Regions from separate parts of the Homo sapiens genome. Here region 1 is linked to region 2. A link is an interaction called in ENCODE POLR2A ChIA-PET data of the cell type or tissue named here. Cell type or tissue: CD4-positive, alpha-beta T cell. All regions are shown on one strand. Each heading gives the region's core, and the rest is flanking DNA. Links, peaks and the distances in the headings are about the cores only. Region 1 overlaps MORC2 (MORC family CW-type zinc finger 2). Region 2 overlaps LOC105372997 (a long non-coding RNA gene).

The links. ChIA-PET counts read pairs that join two places held together with the same protein. Peaks named below come from ENCODE experiments on the same cell type or tissue, not always from the same donor. Only the 100,000 strongest peaks of a DNase experiment are listed, where the experiment ranks them.
Region 1: POLR2A ChIA-PET joins it to region 2 with 5 read pairs; 5 of 35 experiments call an interaction of 5 or more read pairs at or near these places.

What each region holds. Positions count from the first base shown.
Region 1 is chr22:30,939,084-30,943,476 of GRCh38, forward strand. MORC2 (MORC family CW-type zinc finger 2) reads right to left here. Exons shown (of 26, transcript NM_001303256.3): 7 at 3,029-3,188; 8 at 2,808-2,919; 9 at 2,350-2,475; 10 at 1,675-1,754; 11 at 876-958; 12 at 538-623. Among named protein-coding and RNA genes, the nearest start is that of MORC2-AS1, 19 kb to the left of the region's middle. RefSeq lists a silencer at 516-731. In CD4-positive, alpha-beta T cell, for the core only: no CTCF peak of the experiment used is centred there; a DNase peak (open chromatin) is centred at 1,778; H3K4me3 peaks cover 2,433 bases; H3K27ac peaks cover 3,530 bases.
Region 2 is chr22:31,293,896-31,298,288 of GRCh38, forward strand. LOC105372997 (a long non-coding RNA gene) reads right to left here. Exons shown (of 4, transcript XR_001755493.3): 2 at 2,046-2,102. Among named protein-coding and RNA genes, the nearest start is that of PIK3IP1, 3.6 kb to the left of the region's middle. RefSeq lists an enhancer at 1,596-1,645. In CD4-positive, alpha-beta T cell, for the core only: no CTCF peak of the experiment used is centred there; a DNase peak (open chromatin) is centred at 2,586; H3K4me3 peaks cover 1,033 bases; H3K27ac peaks cover 457 bases.

The DNA.
Region 1 (4,393 bases), core at 139-4,138, 350 kb before region 2:
TCCAGACATGGAGGTGGGACAAGCAGGAAACTTAATGATCCAGGACAAATGCTGGTTCTAAATGCAAAAGTATACAACACTCAATCTCCAGCATTATTCTACATACATAACCACTGAGGAGAAAATGAATATGAAAAAATATATATGTAACATAAAAAATAGGGTCGTATCACCAGGTGGTAGAAGTATAAGGGAGTTTAAAAATGTTACTCCTTAAACATTTTATATTTTTCAAGTTTCATACAATGAGCATTTTATACATCCTTTAAATGAAAAGAAAGAAAGAAAAAGGGAAGAAAAGGTAAGACAGTGCCAAAGGATGGTTTTGGTGCTCGAGCCGAGGTTGTCAGCCCTGCCCTGTCTTTATGACTCAAAAAAGGGCTGAGAGCTAGGATTAAGACTTCCCTCCTGCAGGAGGCATTTGACAAGCATTTGGCATTAAAACAAAGCAGTCTTGGTGACAGAATAGCAACCTGTCAATAATCAGTCCAAAAGCTACGTCAGTTTAAAAGATCCAAGGACAGGCCTGGCACTCACCGCTGCTTGGCCTCCTTGATCCTCTTCTTGACATCGGCTTCTCTGCGCAGAGTGATGGCTCTGTTCTGGACCTGTCGCAACATCACCTGCACACATTGACATCAGGTGAGGGGAGGTGGCACTCTAGGCCACAGCAGGGAATATTGAAACATTACATCTAAGACATCTCAATTTATCTCAAAGATGTAAAACCACACCTGGAAATTTACTTCTTTCTACAGAAAACAGCCCTCACTGGGGACAAACTCAAAAGCTGTGTTTTACTTGACCAGGCTCATGGGACATGGGCTCCTAGTGCCAGAAACGCTGGAGAACAGCCGCCTGGGCCGGGACCTTACCCTGGAGTCCCGCGTGAGGTCTCCACCTAGGCGTACTTCTAATGTCCGAGCTTTGCTCTCTGCCTCCCGCGCCTTCTCTTCAGCTGAAACCCAGAAGAGAACATGGTAAGAAATGCAAAGGTTCAAAACTCTTGGTCATCCCTCCTGGATCCACAGTACTGGACACGAAGTGTGTACACCACCAAGGAAAAAAAGAGTAGGGGGAGCTATGGCTGGTGAGCAATGTGAGGGCAGCCTCTGTGCCTGGACGGCAGTCAGTCACAGAAGGAAAATCTGGCATTCAAACCTATCACGGAGGCCCCAAGGAAACTTTACAAATGAACCAGAACAGGTTTAAAAAAAAAAAAAAAACACCTAAGGCAACCAGTTGAACACTCAGCTTGAGCTGGAAGCTAAAGAAGTCTTCAGCCAATCACTCTCCAACAAGCAGCCGAGAAACCCTGAGAAACCCTGAACAGCGAGAGAGCCCCTGAGATGTTTGCCCTGAAGTCAGGAAAAGCAATTTCACAAGTATTTGCACCAGAGAACTCAGTGGGATTCTTCAATTGGGATAAGCCAAAGAGCTGACACTTTTAGGCCCTATAAATGGCAGAAGAAGAGAAAGTGGAGTGTAGAAAGAAGAAATGCTGAGGGAGTTGGCATGTAGTGAAAGGGGCTGCAAAGGAACTGAACTATGCTTCAGGAGACCAGCCTTGTCCCTGAGTTGTGGACTCAGCCTTTTCCTGGAACCCCACTTTGCCCACAAGCAGCATACCCCAGATGCACACCCCCCCAACTCCTGCACCCAGAGTGGCATTACCAATCCTTGCTACGTGCTCTGCTTTCTTCACCTCCTGCTCCGCACGGGTCTTGAAACGGCTTGACGTGTACTTGTACATCCTGATCAGTAGAAAAAGCAAGCTGATGGCCCACGCAGCAGTGGGGCAGGTGGCACACCCAAGCACAGGAAGCACCCTGCCTTCCTGCCTCCTCCCAAGCTGTGCTGTCCTGGCCCCTCATGATGAGACAAATCCAAGCTCAATTCAGCAAAAAGGTGCAGTTCCTTATTCCACTTGCCCTTAGCCTCCTGCTGTCTTTGATAAGCAACCTCACCATTCACCAGGGTTGTCATTCATCCCACAGCAGAAACAAACCTCAGGAGTAAGCCAAGCCCACTGCTTTCCTATATAGTGTCTAAAGGCCCCTTGGCCCTAAAGCCAAGAGACTCAGACAGCTCACTGAGCCAGGCAGGGCACCCTCCCTGTCACAGAGGCACACATACTCAATGAGCTTAGCCAGCCACCTCCACAGCTGATCTGTCCCTCCTCTAGGACCCAGAACTGACCCTGTGACCAATCACAGGCAACTTAAAGTCCCAAACGTAGTCAGCACTGCCAGAGCCTCTTATACAGCATCCCTCTAACAATGCCCCAGAGAAACGCGGCCACATCCTCGACCCATGGGAGACAGCAGGCCAAGGGGCACTGGCCCCTACCTGGGCTTGTACAGGCAGCAGGAGAGCCTCTTGGTCTGCACCTTGTGCCCATGGATGAAGATCCTCATCCGGGGATCAATATAGAGCACAGCGGCATAGGCACGGAACGAGCGCCGCTCTGGCTTCCTGGAGAGGGCAAAAACAGAGAAGTGCTGTCACCTGCTCCACAACAGGCCTGACCAAGGGCACAACATCCTCTCTGCAGGCTCTCCACCTTTCCATGTTAGGTACTGACTTCTGCTGCTGCCCTGAACTGGTGCTCCCTTAGTGTGAGCACCACATCCCGCCCCTCTCACGTCCTCAGCACAGGCACCCCACAGGCAACTGAGCTGGCCCTACATACTACCCTACCACAGAACACTGGGCAATGAATGTGCTCTCCCCTCTTTCCCTGAAGCCATCTCCTGAGAGCACAAACGCCAGTTCCAGGGCCTCCCTCCCTTCCCAGCCACACTCACGTGCCCTCTGGGGACGTCTCTGCCATCTGGATATCTCTTGGATTTGAGATTATGTCTAGTTCTGGCTCTCCATTATCCATGAGTTTGAGATTGAAGATGATCACCAATGTTCCTGAGAAACAGAAATCTTTTGTCCTGCCAGATCCCCCGGCCCACCCCCACACTACTTGTGATTCTGGAGCTCCCAGATTCTAGGGGCTACAGGCTCAAAGCCTACTTACCGCTGTCCCCAGGAATCTTCATAAACTGGGTCATCACTTCCTCCTCAGTGCGGAATGGAGAGTACTTATAGATGAGTTCTGTCTCAATGGCAAATTTCTCTACATTGTCTGTGACAGGTTCCCGGGTCCGAGCATTCCAGGTGGGCAGTGGGACTATCACCTGTGGAGTAAACATGAGCAGGCACTTTAAGGGAAGCCCCAGAACAGCCTTCCTCCCAAATGTGCATCTCTCTTGTCCCTCCCCACAGCAGCTCCACACTGCCCTGTAGGTGAGGCCCAAGCTCCACAGCCTGGCACCAGAGGCTCTGTGAGCTTCAGGGCTTCTGCCTCTTCCCAAGACTCAGCCACACAAGACTACTTCCTTCAGGAGATGTTGGTTTATGTGCTTAGGGTCTCTGCATGAGAAGTTCCCTGCTTGGGACGTCCCTGGTCATTTTCTTAATTTGGTAAAAATTCTACTCTTACCACTAGGGAAAATATATTTGCAATTATCTAGTGAATCAGTAAATACACATAACATAACCTAAAACTCAGCAATTCCACTCCTAGGTACATACCCTAGGAGAAACTTTTGTACATATGTACCAGTAAACATGTACAAAAATAACCCAGGCCTGGTGCAGTGGCTCATGTCTGTAATCCCAGCACTTTGGGAGGCTGAGGTGGATGGACTGCCTGAGCTCAGGAGTTTGAGACCAGTCTGGGCAACATGGTGAATCCCGGTCTCCACTAAAATACAAAAAATTAGCCGGGCGTGGCAGCGTGCGTCTGTAGCCCCAGCTACTCAGGAGGCTGAGACAGGAGAATTGCTTGAATCTGGGAGGCGGAGGTTGCAGTGAGCTGAGATCGTGCCACTGCACTCCAGCCTGGGCAACAGAGCAAGACTCCATCTCAAAAATAAATAAATAAATAAAAATAACCCAAATATCCATTCTAGAGTGGCCAAATTAAACTGTACAATGGAACACTATATAGTGATACAAATGAACTAACCACTACTAGCATCAACATGGATGAACAACATAAACACAGTGTTATATGAAATAGGATACAAAAAATACCTACAGTAAGAGTCCATTTCTAAAAAATTCACAAATAGGCAAAACTAAACTATTATTTAAAAATGCATACAAGGGTGACAAACTATAGTGAAAAAGAAGGAAATCATTATCACAAAAGTTACCTGAAGGCAGTTCCTTCGGGGGCACAAGAAGAAATATGACTGATGAGGGCACACAGGACACTTCTAACATCAGTCTGTGATGGTGGCAACACAGGTGTTGCCTTTAAAATTGTCCTCTGAACTGCATAAATATTTCAATACACTCTTCCATTTATGTGAAATTTAATTTAAATAATGTCTAA
Region 2 (4,393 bases), core at 267-4,266:
CTCTGTTTCAATCTTGCAGGCTGTAATTTAAGGAGGAAAACAACTAATTTTTTTTTGGGTGGGGGGGACAGAGTCTCTGTCTCCCAGGCTGGAGTGCAGTGGCACCATCTCGGCTTACTGCAACCTCCACCTCCCAGGTTCAAGCAATTCTCCTGCCTCAGCCTCCCAAGTAGCTGGGATTAAAGGTGTGCGCCACCACGCCTGGCTAAATTTTTTTTTGTATTTTTTTAGTAGAGATGGGGTTTCACCATGTTGGCCAGGCTGGTCTCAAACTCCTGACCTCAGGTGATCCACCCACCTTGGCCTCCCAAAGTTCTGGGATTACAGGTGTGAGCCACCATGCCTGGCCACTTTACTAAATAAATTTTAAAAGCTTTATCAGGGAAGAAAACTAGTGTCAATTCAACTAATCTGAGGTGAATCTGAATTCACTACACTCATAGAAAGGATAGAGAGATACATTTAATTCACTCTTTAAAATAGTTTACTGATAATGTTTGATCCCTTTCGTCCATTTAATAAGATAGATTGCTTTGTTTTTGCAATCACTCTCCTATCTCCCCACCCAAGCTTCTGATCCTCTGACTCTTGACTTGGTCTACCCTGTGAATTACACCCTAGAGTCTGTAAATTTATTCACACATATTCATACACAGATACGGTAGCATTTTAAAATTTGGCCAGGTATAGTGGCTCACACTTGTAAATCCCAGCACTTGGGAGGCCAAGGTGGGAGGATGAGCCCAGGAGTTTGAGACCAGCCTGGGCAACATAATAAGACCCTCATCTCTACAAAAAAAAAAAAATAGGTAGGTGTGGTGGCACTCATCTGTAGTCCCACCTACTGAGGTGGGAGGATCATTTGAGTTCAGGAGTTGGAGGCTGCAGTGACCTGTGATCATGCCACTGCACTCCAGCTTGGGCAACAAAGAGAGACCCTGTCTTAAAAAAAAAATTTATTTTTTTTGAGACAGAGTCTTGCTCTGTTGCCCAGGCTGGAATGCAGTGGCGCCATCTCGGCTCGCTGCAAGCTCCGCCTCCTGGGTTCACGCCATTCTGCCTCAGCCTCCCGAGTAGCTGGGACTACAGGCGCCCGCCACCACGCCCGGCTAATTTTTTGTATTTTGTTTAGTAGAGACGGGGTTTCACTGTGTTAGCCAGGATGGTCTCGATCTCCTGACCTCGTAATCCGCCTGTCTTGGCCTCCTAAGGTGCTGGGATTATAGGTGTGAGCCACTGCGCCTGGCCAAAATTTTTTTTTAATTTAACAATTCCAATATAATAGGGATTTTTAAATTTTATTAATTTTACAAATATTTTTGAGAATCTGCTACATGCTAAATATAGTTGTAGATACTGGGAATACATCTGTGAACAAAATATTTGAAATCTCTGCCCTCATGAAGCTTATATTCTAATTGGGAGAGACATGATAAACATGTAAAATATTAGGTAATCTTAAGCGTTATGCGAAAAAAAGTGAAGCAGAGTAAGGGAGAGAGTAACAGGGTGATATTCCACTTGCCAAAGAAAGCATATACTATTTTCAGGGAAGTAGTAGGATATTTCTATAGCAAAAAGCTGAAGGGGAAGGGCTCTTTGCACAATTTTTGGTGGGAGGGGTCCTATGTTTACTCTTACAGTGCAGCAGGAGACATATGATGTGCATTTTGTTTCATTACATAAAATACAGGCTTGAGGAAATGAGAGTAGTTTTAAATTTCAGAACAGCAGAAGGTTCTTTGAAGTTGGTCACTCAGCACGTAATGTATTGCCTTTGTATGCAGCGAGGGTTCATTTATTGATATCTGATGAAATGCTCCTCCTTAGATTTTGAAGGGCTACTTTTGCTGGATTGTAATACTTTTCCCTCTGATTACGGTAGAGACAGGCTATAACAGGCCAGCACTTGTACTAGTTTCAGATTATCTACCATGCCTATGTAGGGATGCTAGTATTTCTACCTCAGAAGCCCAAGGCTTCTTTACCTGTTGCTGTTGTCATCTAATTTTCCTATTTAAAAAATACTATTTTCCCTAACTTACCTTGATACTCAGCAAAACCATATTTTGTGTCATGTGTCTTATCAGGAACAGCACTGCCTAGAAAAGATACAAAGCCAGAAGATTTTTTTCAGCTTAGTCATGTCTATTTTTTCTCCCCTGTAACTAAGACATTTATCAGCATGATTGATTGGATTTTTTTAGGGGGCGAGGGAATGAAGGACTTGATTCTCAGTCCTTCAGAGATGTACTCTAACAGGTTCAGTACCTTCCTTCCTCAAGGCAATCAGATTTGGTTTAGAAATGTGCCTCTTGTCTTTTTCTGATGATCCAGATTTGAACTTTGCTCCATTTATTGGGGCAAGATGGCCATATTTTATGGCCTGTAGTTAGCGCAGACTTCAGATTTCTTCTGAAAATATCACGGCAATAATAATGTGATACAGTGCTACTCAAATACTTAAATTTTGAGTTGTTTATATCCTTGAAGACAACATTGTGAAACATAATACTCATATCCTCAGTTTCGTATTAGATGATTACTAATCCAGAGACAAAGCTGTGCGATGAAATCAGGAAATATTCTCCAGAGTGTTTCCCAAGAAGGATGGGCACTTCATTTTGTTAACAGGATATGTTAGTGAGTGAACTCTAATAAGGAAGTTATAAAGCTGTTAAAAGGCTTAAGAATCCTTTTTTGTCAGCAAAAGAGGGCCAAAGTGTTGGTAAAAATCTTTGGAATAAGACCTAATGAGTTGGCTCCAGCAATTCACTTTATATGATGTGCTGTAGAAGTAGCTACTGAAATTGTGCTCAATATTTTGGTGTATAATTACAAACTGAGCAGGAATGGTTTTATGCAGCTTGTTAGGGAAATAATATTCTAGTCAAAATATGTAAACACCAAGGCTGTTTCTTTGAAGTGTAGCCTTCAAAGAGTTAGGTTATATCCATTTTGTGTATGCTTGGTACATAGTTTAGTTTTAATAAATGCTTGAAATAAAGGGGAAAAGCAGAGTACCATGTAAGGAAAAGCAGTCTAATGAGCCGACAGAGAGAACAGATTTTTTTTAGGGTAAACTACAGAATAGCCAAGAAGGCTTGTCAATCACAGGTTGCTTTCAGAAATAAGACATTCCACACTGGAAACTAAGGAGCCACAAAGGCAGAGAACTTGGGAACATGTCACTGGTGTTGAGAAATAAAAGGAAGAATAAATTCTGAATGAGAGTGGATTTTGATTTAGCTTAGATAACATGGTTTTCACATTGATGAAAACAGTCTTCAGTGTCACAGGAAGAATGCAGAAACTACAAACTTAATTGGTTCATAAGGCTAGACTGTCAATATAAAAGGTGAATTCACCCAGTAAGCTACAATTATGCCTCTCTTGGAAGGGGATCTGATATTCTCCAATTTCAGTAAACTGGATTTGCAGTTTTAAAATGTATTAACACCCAGTATGAGCTTAGTACTGACTTTTAAAGTAGGAGAAGCAGTATACCAAATAATTTATGAGCGTAGGCTTTGGGGTTTTTTTTTGTTTTTGTTTTTGTTTTTGAGACAGAGTCTCGCTCTGTCGCCCAGACTGGAGTGCAGTGGTGCGATCTTGGCTCACTGCAACCTCCGCCTCCCAGGTTCAAGCGAGATTCTCTTGCCTCAGCCTCCCGAATAACTGGGATTACAGGCACCCGCCACCACGCCCAGCTATTTTTTGTATTTTTAGTAGAGATGGGGTTTCACCATGTTGGCCAGGCTGATCTCAAACTCCTGACCTCGTGATCCACCCACCTCAGCCTCCCAAAGTGCTGGTATTATAGGCATGAGCCACCACGCCCAGCCGAGCGTAGCCTTTGAAAATACTTGGGTTCTAGTCTTAGCACTGCACTATGATCTTAGTTCCTTGCCTACTAACAAAGGAAAAAAAAAACTTTTTAAATGTTTAAAAAGATCTTAGGTAAGTTACTTAGCATCTATAATTTTAAGCTTTCTTAGCCTGTTATCATAGTGGTTAAGAATGCAGGCACCAACATGAGGATTCAAATCCCAGCTCTGTTGCTTCCTAGCTATGTCATCTTAGGCAAGCTACTAAACTATGGCTCAGTTTCCTCATATGGAGGGAGGCAGAGAGAGAGAGAAAAATTACCAAAATCATTGGATTGTTGACATTCATTGATCCCTGAATAAATGTTAGCTGTTATCAGGAATTTTTGTGAGTACCTCCTAACTTGTAAGTACTAGGTATAGGCCAGGCATGGTGGGTTTTGCCTATAATTCCAACATTTTGGGAGGCTGAGGCAGGAGTATTGCTTGAGGTCAGAAGTTCAAGACCAGCCTGGGCAACATAGTGAGACCCCCATCTCTGCAAATAAAAGAATCAGCTGGGCATG